2 separate regions of the Mus musculus genome follow, and region 2 is linked to region 1. The links are chromatin loops, found by intact Hi-C in ENCODE. Cell type or tissue: left cerebral cortex. All regions are shown on one strand. Links, peaks and the distances in the headings refer to the core of each region. The heading gives the core; the rest is flanking DNA. Region 1 overlaps Gm12132 (a long non-coding RNA gene). Region 2 has its middle 6.8 kb from the start of 3110004A20Rik.

Region 1 (8,556 bases), core at 172-8,171:
GGTTGTCTTGGTAAGAGAGGCAAGAGCTTGCCTGTCTGACCTTCCTTCTGTGTGAATATATAATGCAAGGCTGTCTCTGGAGTAGGAAGGATGCCCTCACCAGATACTGAATCTGCTAACAGCTTGATCTTGAACTTCCCAACCTCCACACTGGTAAGTTATTGACTTCTGTTATTAAGAATCTACCCAGTCTTAAATATGTTACTACAACAGCCCAAATTAAGGCATTAATGATACTCCTTTACCTATAAAGATTGTCCAAATTCTCCCCTTCTGAGAAATTGAATTAGTGCCTTACTGCCGAGGTAGTTAATCTCTTGCCAAGACACATACAGATGTGAGCCCAAAATGCACCTGCAGGACAGCTTTGCCCTTTCAGGTTCTTGGGGAGAATGTATTCTTAAAGCAGACACATCACATGTCCCCTGGTTCTCTTGCATATATGTTCTGTCTCTGTCTGTCGCTCTGTCTATATATCTTTGTCTTTCTATCTCTCTCATCTTTGACTCTCTTACTCTGTCTTTCGCTCTGTTTTTTGTCTCTCTGTCTTTCTCTGTCTCTTGTCTCTCTTTGCCTCTGTCTCCCTGTCTTTACCCCCACCCCCATCATCTCCTTGATTTTCCCTTCCTTTTTGAATCAATGTTTATGTTTTATAAGCATGGTTGGTGATAATGTCCAGGCCTAATCCAAGATAGTCTCACCTCATGACCCATTATATAAATATATTTGAAAGTCACTTTGGCCATATATGATAAAATATTCATGGGACCTGGAAATAAGAATATGAACATCTTTGGGACTAGTGGTTGTGTTATTCGACTACAGAGATCTTCACTGTTTTTCTGCCATTCAACAAAAGTTTTACACTTCTCTAGCCGCCACACAAGTCTAGTTTTGTCTGGATCAGAGCCAGAGACAGGTGATCAGCCAAGGCAGTCTCCTGTATAAGACATTAGAAGGACAATGTAAATGTAATGAGTCATAGAATATTATATTTGCAGAAAGCCTCCAGGGAAAGAAACCTGTTTGGGTAGTGGGAATACTGTGACAAGCTACTTAAAGAAGAGGAAGCAAGGAAAGGCTCCCCAAGGACACATTCTGGTAACAACATGGCCCCCATGTTCCTTAGGAAATGGTGCTCATTTTCTACATGATATTCCTTTCTCTTTGCAACACTGGCTCAATTGCCTTTCTCAACAAATGTTGCAAAAGTGATGTTCAGTGAGTTAGGAAGGAATGGTTGGGGTTTTCTTCATCCATCGCTCAGGTCACCACCAATACCACATATCAGAGACAGTTGAAGAGAACATGGCATGACAGATTTATTTAACAAGAACAGTATGTGACGTAGAAGTCTTCAGGTGGACTACTCAAAAAAGGAAGAAGGTGTTTGATGCTTATCTATAGATTCACTCAAGTGAGGACAACTATGTAGCAACATAAATGGTAAAAAAATCTGAGATAATGAAACTTGAGTGAGTGGAAAAGCCATCACACACCTGTTTATGCAGCTTCTTCCTTGTCTCTTGGTCCCAGCTACAAATTAAGATTCTGCTCAAGTGAGGTTCTTAAATTTTTTGTGGCCAACATTTTACCGGAAAGGGTGTGATCATTTGTAATATTAGGTTTATGACTAGCTACGAAGGAAAGGTGTTCTAGTCTCTACTACTTGCTTCAGAAAGAATGAGGGATGAGAAACAAGAGGGTGGGTGGGCAGAGAAAGACTTCTTTGTTTCGAAATATCCTTAGCTAACCTCTGTTAGAAGAAAACAAAATAATCAGCCCGGTCAGAGGTCAGCATATTCTATTCGAAGACTGGCTCCCATTTAAGTTGCATCATCTCATCACTGGAAAGAAGATTATTTATCCATATATTTACTGGAAAGGTTAAATGTATAAAATATTTAGAGCAACGACACACTAGAGGAAACACTCATAAGCCATAATGACCTTCTCAACGCTTCATGTGTAAGTGCTATTGAACTGGAAAGAAGGTATATTTCTCAACTCCCAAAGTGGTTTCTACGTGGAGCAGAGTAAAGTTAAAGGTAGCTCTATGTGGTTGTTTATGTTTACCTATAGTGAATGAAAATAAAATTAAAACTTCACTTCATCAATAGGGATAACCTTTGTCTTGGTGATAAGAAACTGTCCAGTATGTTTAATAAACTTCACATGTTATAGAATATTAGAAGGTTCATAGGGAGGTAGAAAAAGACAATGAGTCATTATTTGTGTGGTGAATGGCCATAATAGATCGGATATCACACATATATAACATTCAGGACTCTAAAATGGCTATTTAACTTTGGTTTTGAGTCTTAAAAAAAGTAATGAGTGTTTCACAGGTTGGTTTCCACTATTTAGCACCAGTCACTCTAACCCAATATTGGTGCTAAGGACATCAGTTTCTTGTAATCTATTTAAGACTCTGCATGTACTGAGTGAAGCAAGAAAGGAGTACATAATTAATTCAGGTCATATGCACATTATCAGAACCAGACAATGTGCATCAATATTCTATCTCCGATTATACCTGTCATTACTTCTAGGTCTGTCTGTTCTAGCTCTATGTTTCTCTCTTCTGGCCTCAGTGGTAATGCAGACTTAGAGCTCCAGATTTGTTTTTTTCCTTTTTTATTTTTTTCCCTGTTTGGTTGTTTGAAACAAGGTCTTACACTTGCTGAAGATGACCTTGAACTCACAGTGATCTTCTTACCTCATCCTCTCAAACCTGACAGCAAATGCATGATCCATTGTGTTGGGTTTAGAGTTCTAAATGTAAGCTAACACAAGAATATCTATTCTAGTATTCTACTCCTCTTTCAAGCATTGTTAACCAACCTGTAATATTCCCCTTATTGAGTTGGCAAAAGAATCAGCGTCATGAGAAGGGAAACATAGGAAACACCAGGCACACAGTTAATATCAGCACTTGAATATAGAATTGTTATACCTTGGTCAAGAGATGTTTAGTGTACACACACACACACACACACACACACACACACACACACACACAAAAGAAATCAAAGAAGAAGAGGAAAACCAATTTTCCCATTTAGACAATGCTAATTTCTTTAAGGCACAATCATTCTTCATTTCCTTTTCTCTTTTAATATAAGAAAAAATGCTCTTTCCACAAGAACTCGATGGAGCAACATTGCCACCCAGTGGCTGGCTACATTCATTTTGTGTCTAATTGTTCCCGGCTAAACAGAGAAATTCTTTCACACATAAAAATTGGAAGCCGGATTGCCTATTACCTGCGTGTGCTGGTATTTGGCCTCTCTTGTCACCCTCTTGTTTTCTAAATGATAGATACACAAACAATAGGAGCATTCTGAGAAATGGGAATTGTCTTAAAACAAAACTCACAGCATGCTTTTGCTATCAAACAGCTCAATGACAAGAGTGGTTTCAAGTGAATTTACAAACGAACAAGATGGATTTTTTCCCCCTTCTCATTTGTAAAAGGCTGTAATGGGCAGCAGTTCTCCAGGCTTACTCCTGCACCCCAGAGATACTGCCTCTTAGTTTTTTTCTATTCTCTAATAAATCTAAACGTATTCTGCTTGCAACATTAGAGGAGGAATACGACAGCACTTTCTGTGCAAGGAGGAAAAGGGGTTTCTAAAGGCTATGACAAGTGTTATAAATAGAAGTATTATTTAGTTTAAAGGGAGGCAGGATTTACATTTCCCAAATCGGAGACCACTCAAGCTTTGAGATTCAAGTAAGCAAAATAAATCTTAGGTTTTTGCAGTGTGAAATCAAAGCTCCAACTCTATTAATAGCAGAGGTGAGTAATAGATTTCTTTAGCTTGATGGTGGTAGATTTTTATTGCCCAATCTTCGTGATCTGCATAGCTCACCAACTACTTTTCAAAAGTGAGATGACAGGGAGTCCCCAGGCACCGAAATGGCATGCTATAAGTACTGGAATTTTTCTCCCTTGGAGGGAACTATTTGAAGATCTTGAGACGTCCCCACAGGATTTAAGCCCAAGGAAAGGAAAAAGACGAATTTCTTTTTAACCTTCAATCAATCAGAATGCTCAGAAAATACTATTCTTTTTTTTTTTTAACCAATTGATGCTCTTCAAATTTTCAACACTCAAGCAGAATGGGTTGGTGCTGGATGGATCTCATATTGTTTTATTCCTAAGGAATAAATATGTGGCATAGAAATATTTGCTTTTCTTCACTAGTTATAGTAAATAATTAATGATTCTTGAAAGACAATAAAATTCCTGATCTGGCTTTTATATGTTGTCGAAGGGGTTTCCCAGGACATTTTTAACCTTTGCCTTCTCATTTCATTTAGTTTTTAATTCAGTATTTTATGCTTCATTTTGCTAATAAATATAATTTACTGGAAGAAACTGGCCTCAGGAAAGAAATATATACAGGGAATATTCCACACAGTAAATATTTTCAGCAAAAAAAAAAAAAAAAAAAGAAAAGAAAGAAAGAAAGAAAGAAAAAAAGAAAGAAAGAAAGAAAAGAAGTGAATCTGGGAACATTCAGTTAATTTATCTCACTTCAGTGCACTAGTATGTAGTAATTTCAGTTATAACAAGTTCCATAGTTTATTTTAATATTTAAAACCTCATTGCAAACTGTCCTTAGAAGAGTGAAATTGGATAAACTAGTTTACAGGACGAGAATCTGAGTAAGAGCTTGAGATCTCTTGTCAGCCGAATTGCCTTCAACGCTACTTCAACCAGAGGTTACCAAGGAGTTGGAGTACGTTCCTTAATGCTCCTGAGCCTCAGCCTCCCCTGTACCATAAATCTGTTCTGTTGCTCTAGGAACAGTGGGTACTAACTATGGCAAACAGAGGGAAGAACATTCAGAGTGTGTTATATCTAGCAATGGAGTAAGAAGTCAGCAGAAAAGATGCCAGAAGTTAGTGACTTGTATCTTCAAATTGGAGCACTGGTATCATTCTACAAAATAGGCACACAAAAAAGAAAGAAAGAAAGAGAGAGGGGAAGGAAGGAAGGAAGGAAGGAAGGAAGGAAGGAAGGAAGGAAGGAAGGAAGGGAGAGAGAGAGAGAGAGAGAGAGAAAGAAAGAAAGAAAGAAAGAAAGAAAGAAAGAAAGAAAGAAAGGCCATAATCAAGGAGAAGACCATGAAAAATGTCCTAGGCTGTGAAATCAATGTACCTAACTGTCACTATAACTGGACAATCAGTCCCTTGTGTTGTAGTCTCAGATGATGACATTGCAGTTTTCTAATCTGCAGGGTGGCACCAGCACAGGTAGCTACCTAGCTTACAATTGCTGAATTGTAAGAGGGAGTCAAGTGTGGCATCCATAGCTCATCCTCACTGTGCAGCTAGGATTATTTAATAATATATGAAAAACAAAGGCTAACTGCACCTTTAGTCATTGATAAGACAGTACACATACTTGTGCCTGGCTATTTTCACCCAGGGAAGCAGAGTTTAATAACTGTCAGGTCACACAAAGTTAAACAAACTTCACACAAGATAGAACAAAAGGAAACTTAACCTGAGGAGTCTATAGTAAGTTCTCGAATTTCAGAGTTCTCTTTTTTAACCTATTGATTCTTTGCCATAGATGCTTTCATGTTGACCCTTCCTGGGTAGAAAGCATTGGGGAGGCAATCCCTGCCATCAAGGAGTTTGAATTCTAGTTGAGACGGAACATTCAAATGTTAAATATCTACTGAAGCCAGCCTCTAAGAAAGGTAGGGGAACTTAGGCACAGTAGATCAAACTGCATTGCACGCAGACTGCCAGACTGAACGGGTTTGATTATCAGGATTACCTGATGGAGCTCCTGGGAACTATGAGACCTTGGGCAGATTAGCCTAGCTTCGCTGTTTCTGCCATTTTATATCCAACAGGAAGATAATGTCAATGCTCCTGCAATAGAGGGATTAGGTGGAGCCTGTGGGTTGACATATGCAAAGTATGTGATGTACACTTAGCAAATAAACATTATTAATAGTGTAACCACTACCAAAATTACTCAGAGGCCAGAGAGTTTCAGAACCTTACTGGTAAAAGACCACAGAGGTGTAAATGTGCCTACAATACACATTTACAATTACACAGTCATCCAAGTAGAATCTAGGACAGTAGTTATATCTCAGAACAATGTTTCCTTCATGCTTATTGGATTTTGCTTTATTGGACACCAGGTTTAATAGCCAAGGACAGCCTCAAACTCATTATGTACCTGAGTGAAACTGGCCTTGAATTTCTGACCTTCCTACCTCCATTTCCTGAGTTAGAGCTATTTGTTGCCATGCCTAGATGATAAAGGTCTGCACCATGAATTTGGATACTTGTGAACCACATAAAGATCTACACACGGAGTCAAGTCCTGCATAGTCACTCCAGGTAACAATGGATACATACATGTATCTTTAAAATAAACTTTGGATTTCCAATGATTTTTACATTTTGCTTCCTGTCTCTTCAAAAAGTTAGAAGCCCTCAGATAGGACCTCATTATTCAAGCTGGTAAAGAAGAGTGGGTAAATTGAGGTAAGGGGAACCTACATGATCTCTCTAGTCAAAAACAGCATTCAGCATGAGGAAGTGAGGATGGAATTGACTTTGCTGACCAAAGCAAGGACCATTGGAGATGAGACAAGCTTTCAGCCACTCTAGTCAAGCAGTGCTAATTACCTGGAATGCTGGCCTGTCCCCAGCCTGCTCTTTGTGGCAAGAGACTGGGATATCATAAGTTTACACAGTCTGTGATTGGCTTGCAGATATATCTTGTTTGGAAACACGGTGTACAGGCTTAGAGTGTAGATAGAGCGTAGTTCCACAGAGGAGTATACGCCAGCATCTTGCCACTAAGGTTTCCGTCATTTTCATTTTTAATCCATATGTATTCTTTTATTTCTATCTCTATCCTACATTGCTATTAGAATTTTAAAAATTATTTCTTTCATTTCTAAGATTCTAATAGAACTATATATTTTTACCCCCTCTTTCCTATCTTCAAACCCTGCATGCCCCTTCTTATTCTCTTTCAAGCCCTATTTTTCATTAGTTGTTGTTGTTGTCATGGTGGTGGTGGTGGTGGTGGTGGTGGTGTGTGTGTGTGTGTGTGTGTGTGTGTGTGTGTGTGTGTGTAAACATTTGGTATTGGATAAAGAATTGTGCTCTTCCCTAGGAAACCTGATTTCTCCTACTTTAACATTTGTTAGCTGCATGTAGTTCTCTACATAGGGTTGAGGACTTCCAGGCTTTCCATTCTCTGTGCTGTCATGTCTATCATTTTCCTTGTTCAGCTCACATTTATGCAGTCATTTTGATGAAACTTTAGAGTGCAGCTTCTGAGATTACTCGGAGACAGCCTTACAGTAAACTCCTGATCCTCTGGCTCTTACAATGTGTATTATGTATATGAGTGATTTTCCTTCATGTATGTATGTATGTATGTATGTATGTATGTATGTATACGAAAATCATGCGTGGGACCTATGGAGTCCAGAGGAGAGTTTCAGATCCCTTAGAGTTGGAGTTAAAGATAATTTTGTGCTGCCTGATATGGGTGCTGGGAAGCAAACTGCATCCTCTGCAAGTTCACCATGTGGTCTTAACTGTTGTGCCATTTTTTTCCCCAGCCCCACCAATGGGATTTTTGATCTATGATGATACGGAATTGAAATAGAATGACTGCGTTCAGTGAGGTTTGAGGTATGGAGTTATGGATTTAATTGGGAAATTAATCTTATGCTCTCTCTATATTGATTATCATAGAGGATTCTCTCTAAATGCCAGCACTTTATATGGGCTGTGACTTCTCCAAAAGCTGTATTATTAAGTTTTTATTAGTTATCTACCAAGTTCTATGTAGTTGAGGGTAAGGAATAGTGCATCATTTCCTATGCCCTATTCTGTTCGTCCTCAGAATAAATTCCAGTAAGCTCAAGTGAGATGGGGTCATCAGGTTTGGTAGCAAGTGTCTACACATTGGGCCATTTTGACAAGCCCAGAGGAAAGAGACTTCTTATAAACTGGTGTACGGATGAGGCTTTCCATAGGAAATTCTGAAAGAAACCCTCAAATGTAATCACATACCCTGCCTGCCTGCCTGCCTGCCTGTACACATACTCACTGGTCATCTTTCCTTTATAATAGGGGTTTCCAAACTCCAGTTTTGGAAAAATGTGCAGTCATATGTGTATATATGTGTGTGTGTATGTATGTATGTATGTACACACACACACACTTTGCTTGGTGGATTTTGCAGTTCAGTGACTAGGTTAAATCTGGCAGTGCATCCCTGGAACGTAGGCAAAAGCTAGATTACTACCTGGCCCTTTATAGGAAAAAAATTGCTGATCTTTTCTCTAGAAAACTAATTCCTAAATGGTATCTCTTAAATTAACACTCATAACAGACATTTAGATCACTTTACAGATGCCAGAAACTGCTTAGGAGAAAGTCTGAATGGCCTCGGTTGTAAAACCATAGATGCATTAGAAATAAAATTTTATTCCCCTCCTCCTGAAATTTCTTCCAATTGTTTTCTTTGAAACCATTCTTTGTAAAATGAGATCC
Region 2 (8,556 bases), core at 142-8,141, 320 kb after region 1:
GGATGCTTACTGTAGCTGCTATGAAACTTGAACTCAAACAACAGATGAGATTGTTACACAAAGGAGGTACATACAGGGAAGAAGGAATGAAGGTACAAGCATACATTTATTTTAGGCTTTTGTTTCCTTTTTTGCCAACACCTTTTGGTTGTGGGAATAAAAGAAATGGAAGATAGAATTCAAACAGGAGAAAAATGTGGCTTCAAAATTATGTGCTCTGGATCCCAGATCTTAATCTGTTAACATTTTCAGCTGATGACCATCTCATAACTTTGTGTTCCTTTATGGTTGTGATTTAAATCAAATCCAGGATTTGTGTGTGGCAGCCAAACATGCTACCACTGAGCTACATCTGAGACACTTTAGGAACTTCCTCTTACACACCAACAGACTCTGCACTATCCACTCTAATTTAACTCCTGCTGTGCTTTCGTAAGAGTATATTTGTTCTCTCATAATAGAAAGGCTCATAAGCCTCTGAATGATTTTCTTATAGGCATAAACATCAACTCACAAACCAAGCATTCCTCATTGGTATACTGTGCTAATTAGGGAGTCTACATGCAATTGACTTTATGTAGTCTTGGGTTCATCGACTGAATGTATTTTTTTCACATATCCAATAACAATGTATCGATGTGAATATGTGTTGGTTCCTTACACGGGGAAAATAGACACAGGCTTTTCCTGTACCTGACTTACAATCTAATGGATTGTATCATTTGGTGAGAGTGGTGGCCAAGGATTCATTCATAGAACACTGTGCCACAGCATAAATGACCTCTGTCTTTATTTTACATTACAGCTGTCGAATGACCTAGATCCACTCAAATGGACCACTTGGCCATATTGGTGCTCACTGAGGCTTTATTCCAAGTCCAGTGTTTCCAAGGGCTAGAGCAATGACTTAGGATTTAAGGGTACTTGCCACTTTTGCAGAGGACCTCGGTTCAGTTTTGAGCACCCACAGATGGCTCAGCACCTGTCACTCCAGCAAAAGGTGATCAGGTAGCCTTTTCTGACCTCCTTGGGCATCTGCATGCATGAGGGGTATACACATATACTCAGGCACTTGCAAACACACATACAATTAATAAACAAAAAAGATTATTTTCTTAAAAGCACAGTTCTCAAATTATAGGAGTGGGAGGACTGGAATGAGATTATTCAGCAATTAAGAACACACACTGCTCTTCCAGTGGACTGCAGTTCAGGTACCAGCACCTATGGCAGGCAGTTCATGTAACTGTAGCTCCAGGGGATCTAATATTTCTGGCCTCCTTGGGTGCCCACATTCATAAGCATCGACCCACACAGATCCACACATATGAATATAATTAAGACAAAAATCTTTTTAAAAATAAATAGAATGGTGAAAAACTTGGATGGTTCTTCAGCACATAGTTTACTGGCCCAACATGAGCACATGACTCAGTAAAATCTACAAAAGGCAGAGCTAAGCCGGGCAGTGGTGGCGCACGCCTTTAATCCCAGCACTTGGGAGGCAGAGGCAGTCGGATTTCTGAGTTTGAGGCCAGCCTGGTCTACACAGTGAGTTCCAGGACAGCCAGAGTTATACAGAGAAACCCTACTAATTCCTACACATTCCCCAAGGAACAGAGACAGTAAGTTCAGAGATTGCATTCTCATAGTAACTATTTGTAACTAAAAGAAAAAATAAGGCTCCTTAACAATCTAAGACTAAATATCAATGGTAGGGTGGAGGTACAGAGAGATGACTCAGTAGTTAAAAGCTGTCTGCTCTTCCACAAGACAGAATTTCAGTTCCCAGCAATCATGTGACAGGTCACCACCATCTGTAACTCCAGTATTACCACCATCTTCAGGGCCCTGAAAGCAACAGGCATGACATAGTACGCAGACATACATGCAGACAAAACACTCATGCACATATTTTACAAATGAGTTTAAAGTTAACTACCATCTACAGACTTCTCCCTGCTACCTATTTCCAGACTAGAAACGAGCACAACTAGAGTACATGAACAACTGTTGGGTGGAAACCTTTGCAAGTAACGAAATAAGATTGAAAAAAATTATGTGAACAGGATACAACAGCATATAACTGCCTATAGCATAACAACCCAAGTGAAAAAGGCAGGGAGATCAATCAAACTCAGAAATTAGACCCCATCTCAAATAGATGGATAGATGAATGGATGAATAGATGGATGGATGGATGGATGGATGGATGGATGAAAAGAAAAAGCTAAAGTTTAGAGTCAGAGATTTTGTGATATAAGCTTCAAAGGGGACTTCTTATTCTAGAGTTTTCCATGTGAATAAATTAGACAAATCGACACTACTTTCTTACCATCTATGATGGGGATCTTAGAATGGTCTGGGTCCCCTGAGCAACCTCTTTCATAAGACAATTGAATATCTTTGGTTTCTCTTATACTCTTTCCTAAACATATGATTTATACTAGATTTAATTTGGAATAGAGACTAACGGATCTATATCTCTATATGTAGAGCAAAAAAAAAAATAGAGTGGGAAGGCTGTTAATAGCTTGTATAAATTGTAATCATAAAGAACAATTATTTCTCTTGGCGCTTCTGTAAATGTTCTGACTCAGCATTGGGTACCTGGGTCAACCATAAAGCCAAACAGGGAGCAAGCAGCTCTCTCTAATCGCTCGATTTTCCTAATGGTCAGTAAGCTTCGCAAATCAGACTGACATTGGGTTAGTGGATTTTTTTTAATCTCCTAGATGATCTGAACTGGAAAAATGGCTCAGGAGCGAGCCAATACTGACTTAATTTCCTTTACAGTGTGCATTTTATATCTCTGGTTGTTCTTGATTTTCAATAAATGTAATCTTACTAGAGTAACAACTTCCCATCCCTGAACCTAACCTTAGCAAGCCTTAAACACACATTCAAACCTGAACAAAAGAAAGAAGGAAGAGACTAATCAAGTCAATGGGTGACAGTAACGCAGATTACTCCCTGACCTCCAGACTCCCAAATCCTGAAGGTAAAAAAACATGGTTTATGTCCTCGTTGAGCTTACACTTCAGCCAGCATCAGTGTGCTGACCTCTGGCTATAGCCAGAACAACCCCACCTTCATTTAAACACAGATTAAAACACAAAACAAATAAAATTAGAAGAAAAAAGGAAAGGAAATTAAAGTAGATACATTGTTCTTTGGGAGAGAACCTTAGCCGCATATTGAATAAAAAGGTGGACTTTCCCTTCCTTGGCAGAGCTCAGGATGGCATTGATCACACCCTGTTGTTACCTTGCCCTGCATATCTATTACCAAAAAAAAAAAAAGTCTCTCCAGGACCTACTCACTGTCCTTTTGGTGATACATTTTCTTGATCTGAAATAGTCAGCTACTCCATGGAGGTTTTCATTGTTAACCCAAGCACCTTTTTGCTAAGCACAAAAGTCTCATTAAATGTGCAGAAATGCAGATCTCCAGGCCTTTCTCTGGTGACGCAGAGTCCACTGTAGAGAAGAAGATTCTGAAAACACATTTAACAAGCCTACTAGAGTATTCCATTCGTGGGACCAGACAGCAAGCCTTACATGCTATGTTTCATTTACTGCATGAAACAGTTCTCTTTTGTAGACATTCAACTGCAAGAAAATTAAATAAGTTGCCTGCACTTACAAAGTGAAATTTAAACTGCTAGCATCTTACACTTGGTGGAGTTCCCCAACACACAAAACACAAAGACAGTCCAATTGGCAAGCCCAATATCAAAGCATATTACACTCAAAACTACTAAGACTTAAGGACAGTACTCAATGAAGTCAAAAGGGAACCCAAAGTTGGCTTTGGCAAGCATCTGAGTTTCACCTAGAACCAGGTCCACTGATGGGAAGGCCATCAGAAGTCTATCAGCTCAAAACAGGTATGCAATTTCTATAAATGTGTTGCGGGGTAGGACAGGAATGGAAGTTTTACATGCAATTAATTGCAAAGACAGTTTTTAAGGGCAGCCTTCTCTTGCCTTTCCAAATTAATGAGTCAGAAAAGCACTACTCTCAATCGTATCTTTAGAAGTGAGCAAACCCCCTCCTGGGCTCCCATCAAACACAGCACAAGGACCTTCAGCTAAATACTGCAATGTCCTCCGTTTCAGAAAGTCGTCTCCAAGCTGTAAAAAGGCAGGCACAGGTTCTTTCCTGGAATCCCGTTCGTTTTCAGATGAACAAGGAGGTGGAGAATTAGATAAAGATTTATTGTGTGGGTGAAAGTGTTTTACAACACTGCATGTAACTAGTTTGAGATATATATATTGTTCTTTGAAGGGAAAAAAATGTCCTTTTTATTGATGACTAAAAACTTATGCAAGCAAAGAGGCAAAGTCGAAACAAAACAAAACAAATGAAATCTGGATCTATTGTTTGCAAGGATGCTGTTCTTAACAAAAGATTTTTTTTTGACCAGTATTACGTGTGTGTGTGTGTGTGTGTGTGTGTGTGTGTGTGTGTGTGTGTAACCTATTATTAAGGAAGAATTAATATTGAATTGCTTTTTGTTTTATATATAAAAATCCCATCTATGAATAGACCAAGCCTAGTGGGCTCAAGCTATCCCAAAATTAAACTTCAAGGCCAGGGTAGCTACCTGGGGGTTTGCATTCTGCAAAGCCTTGCCTTTTAAATGAACCGACAAGGGTCTACCTGTGCTTGTTACATGTCCCTTGGATAATTAATGCTGGTAATAACACCTAAGCGTTAGCACACAAAGCACCTGGAATGTGACTTGCTGTACACATTCTAATCACACCTGCCACCGAACTCTCCAAATGACCTTCTTCAAAACAATGACTGTCTTTGAAATCACAGAAAGCCAACTGAGGAGGAAGCAGTTCCCCAGCAATTGGCTATGGCTGAGTGGTTCATAAAGCCAGAGTGGCACCAAGCGGCCGAAAATGGAATTAGGCTGTCACTGTGTTTTCACATCCTCAGAATGAACCGCATTTAATGTTTATGCCTGGCTGTTTCCAGGCAGCAGAGATGGCAAGCCCAGAGACACTGAGCAGGATGCCACACCCAAGGGTGAGGGGTGATAGAGGTCCCCCTCATGCCTTAAATATGATTTTTAAAATTCTGTATGTCTGAAACTCTCTAAACTGGTATGAAGAGCTATACTTTAACCAACATCAGAGAGACAAGGGTCTCTCATCAGAGAGACAAAGGGAGAGGGAACCTCACTTTCCACAGTTTTGTTTGCAGTACTTGCATAGAATTTTCTTTTTTAAATCAAGGTTTCTGTCATTGTGTACACACAGGGAAAAAAGTGCTAAGACACGTTGTTTCTATATTCTCCACATTATATATTAGAAAGGAAGGTTACATGGGAAGAATGATGGGAAACCTGTCTATTCTCAGGTATTGTCTCTATGGCCTCTCATCCTTTTGCTTAACTGCTGAGCCAGTGCCTCCTGCTGTCTCTTAGCTCTCTACTGCTCCAAACATTTTGCTTATCTCTTACATACACGTATCTCATATATGGTGTCCTCTAGACTGGTCCCCCTGCTACATGTTCTGATTTCCCTCTTTTTAAAAAATATTTTTCCTTATTTTTCTTCTTTCTACCTCCCTCCTAATGGCTCAGACTCAAATAACTTGGGTGGCTTCAAAGACCAGTATCAGAAATGGCTTCTCCCTCCTGTGGCTTCCTATAATTATAGACATATCATTTTCCCACAATGCTTCAGCATCGTTAATCACTTCAAATACAGAAAGAGCCAGGCAAGCTTTCCTGTGAACAGAAAGCTCCAAGTCCCATTTCAATTTGTGATTATATCAATAATCTGGAGACTGTCGTCTGTGAACTAACCCATTTCTAGAAGAACCAGAAGGAAGCTGCTCAAATCTTATAGGCAAACCCTTGCTGACACAGAGAATATCTGCTTGTATGATAGGAAATTCCACATGACATTTGTCAGCTGCTTTGTCCTGCATTGCTAAGTGGCAAAAAAGGCAATTTTGTCTTCCCTGTCAGGACATTCATAGGGAGGACTGTGAGAGACACTATCATTAAAAGCATGAATTATTTGTAGATCTCTCTTGCACACAGCAGAGGCCAGTATGAATCTAAACTGCTTATAGATCAAAACAAAACAACAACAAATTAATCCTGCTGTACTTTTCTAAAATACTCTAGTGTAATTTTCCTGCTGCGGCCCCTATACCCTGAGACTACAGGCAAATCTTGCAGCAATTTCACAGATAATCTCATGGCAGATTGGAAAGATTAGAGGAAGCAAAATTTCTAAAGAAATCATTTCATACTGAGGCGGGGGAAGAAGCTTAACATAAACATCGTCATTGGTATTGATTATTTCTCATGAATACAATTTTAATGAGAGGATCCCCAAGCATAGGACAGTAATCACACAATGTCCAAAGAGGAAAATACCTCCAGATTTCATCCGAATACAACAAAAGAAAAGAAACACACAAGCAGCTGTGGTTGGGCAGTAGAATCACAAGACTTCAGGAGACTGCATTTGAATGCCTAGAGCTTACAAAAATAAGTACACTGATTTGTTGAAATAAATGTTCATTAAGCACACACGAATGATCGACAGTCCTCATGATGACAAATAAGATCTCTTTCCCTCATGAGGTTACCCTGAAGTAGGACTATGGATTTATGCTGTGTAATAATAATAATAAACAAATTAATATAATGTCCTCTTAGGTAAGGATGAGTGTTGCGAAGCAACATGAATCTACTGAAGACCTACATGCTGATGAAAGGTAAGTACCCTAGACATGATGGTGTCTAGGGTAGGTGAGTAAAGACCAGAAAGAAGTAAAAGATACAAGCATAAGCATATCCACAGCATCGATTCCATGGCAAATAGAGCTGAGCTTCAAGGTCTTCAGGCTGGGAAGTGTTCAGTTTACCCATCAAACAGCAGAAAAGTCATTGGGGCTGGAAGGTTCTAGGCAAGAGGGGGAATAGCAGTTTGGCTCACAGAGAAAATTCCTGACCACATGCTGTATAGACTGACAGGCCATGCTGGAAACCATGGATTCTTCTCTAAGTGTAATTAGGAAAGCACTGGAAGGGGATGAGAGGAAGGCAAATCGTCTTATTTATGTGTTTGAATGGTTGCTATTGCTGCTGCTGCTGTTGTTTGTTGTTCGGGAGGCTGACTGTAGAAGAGGTAGAACAAGGCAAGCTGTGGTATTACAATTATACTCCAGGAAAAAAAGGTGGGGGGAAGACAATTTGAATAGGGTAAGGTTTGTGAGGAATGAGGGAAATTTTCTTTACGAAAAGTTTATTATCTGAAACTCCTATGGTGCTTAGTTTTCTGTAAAAAAGGATGGAAAATAACCAAGAGGCAAAACATTGTATTCAAGTCTTTTAGGGCTAAGTACAGTTGTATCCAAGTCAAGACCATTGCTCCATCCTGTGAGCTTCTGTCACATCAACCCAATCCAGTGGCAGGACACCACAAAATCTTTGCCAATGGTGCTCAAATTGGAATAATGTAAAAGTAAGTAGAAAAGAAAATGTAAAAAATTTGCCTACTGTAGTTCAGGGAGAAAGCAAATTGTTCGTCACCGACTTGATGGATTAGTCATACTGAGGCAGAATTCCCATCATTACTGACTTTATTTAATTACACCTGTAGCTGCCAAACTCAGCTGTATTGAGTCATAATGTTTTTCCTACAAAGGTGGTTGTTATCCAACTGATCTACCATATTTTAACACCTTGCACTTTAATTTGCCTCTTACTGAAATCACTGGGGTTGTGTTACATTTTCAAGGGCTCCCAGCTGGCCCTATCTGTAGTCAGGGTCCAAATGAGGAAGCCATTTGCCAATGATGCCCTTTTATCTATTAAACCACAGCATGGAACATGTCACAAACAGCTGAATGAAAAGTAAAACCATAAACCCTCAGGCATCTGCGGGATCGTGATCCAAATCCTGGGAGTATATTAAGTTTTAGAACAGTTTACTTTGTTGTGGTTTTTATTCGGATGTTTACTGTCGGTATATTACCTCCGTGAATTTATTTTAAGAATCAGTTCATAGACTCATGTTTGTGCCTACCAATGATCAACTATTATTTCAGGAGCGTGTTGAGATTGGAGAAAATGTAGCCATTCAATCATTCATCCAGGTAAATATTCGTTATTATTAAGGTCTTATACAAAAGGCACTGTATACTGGAAACATAGTGATGGACAAACAGAAAAATCACCAAAAGGTGGCTACAAGAAAAAAATCTGGATGAAGAAATTGGACTCATTCATTCCATCAGCAAATGCTTATTGAGTGCCTTTGAGGTGTGAAATAATATGCAAGATGCTAGGAGTGTGATCGCAAACAAAACATACAAGGCCTTGCTTACTTTAGTTCTAGTTTTCTATGAAAGGAGTCACAGATCACCACACATACTCAAAGGAACAGTAATTCATAGGAAGGTTGTTTTGTTTTTTTGTTTTTTTTTCTATTAACAAAGGCTCCAGAGGTTAAGGAAATATGATAGAAGTTAAGCTTTGAGGTGAGAACTGAAAGATAGGTAGGACTTCAGCAAAAAT

Evidence for each region. A loop is a pair of places that touch in the nucleus more often than their neighbours do. Peaks named below come from ENCODE experiments on the same cell type or tissue, not always from the same donor. Only the 100,000 strongest peaks of a DNase experiment are listed, where the experiment ranks them.
Region 2: it touches region 1 in a loop (3-fold over the local background); 5 of 42 quality-filtered maps call a loop at or near these places.

What each region holds. Positions count from the first base shown.
Region 1 is chr11:40,146,330-40,154,885 of GRCm38, forward strand. The region is part of intron 5 of Gm12132 (a long non-coding RNA gene); the gene reads left to right. Among named protein-coding and RNA genes, the nearest start is that of Gm12132, 140 kb to the left of the region's middle. In left cerebral cortex, for the core only: a CTCF peak has its summit at 3,175 (motif pointing left); a DNase peak (open chromatin) is centred at 3,176.
Region 2 is chr11:40,464,618-40,473,173 of GRCm38, forward strand. No RefSeq gene overlaps it. Among named protein-coding and RNA genes, the nearest start is that of 3110004A20Rik, 6.8 kb to the right of the region's middle. In left cerebral cortex, for the core only: a CTCF peak has its summit at 4,913; a DNase peak (open chromatin) is centred at 4,907.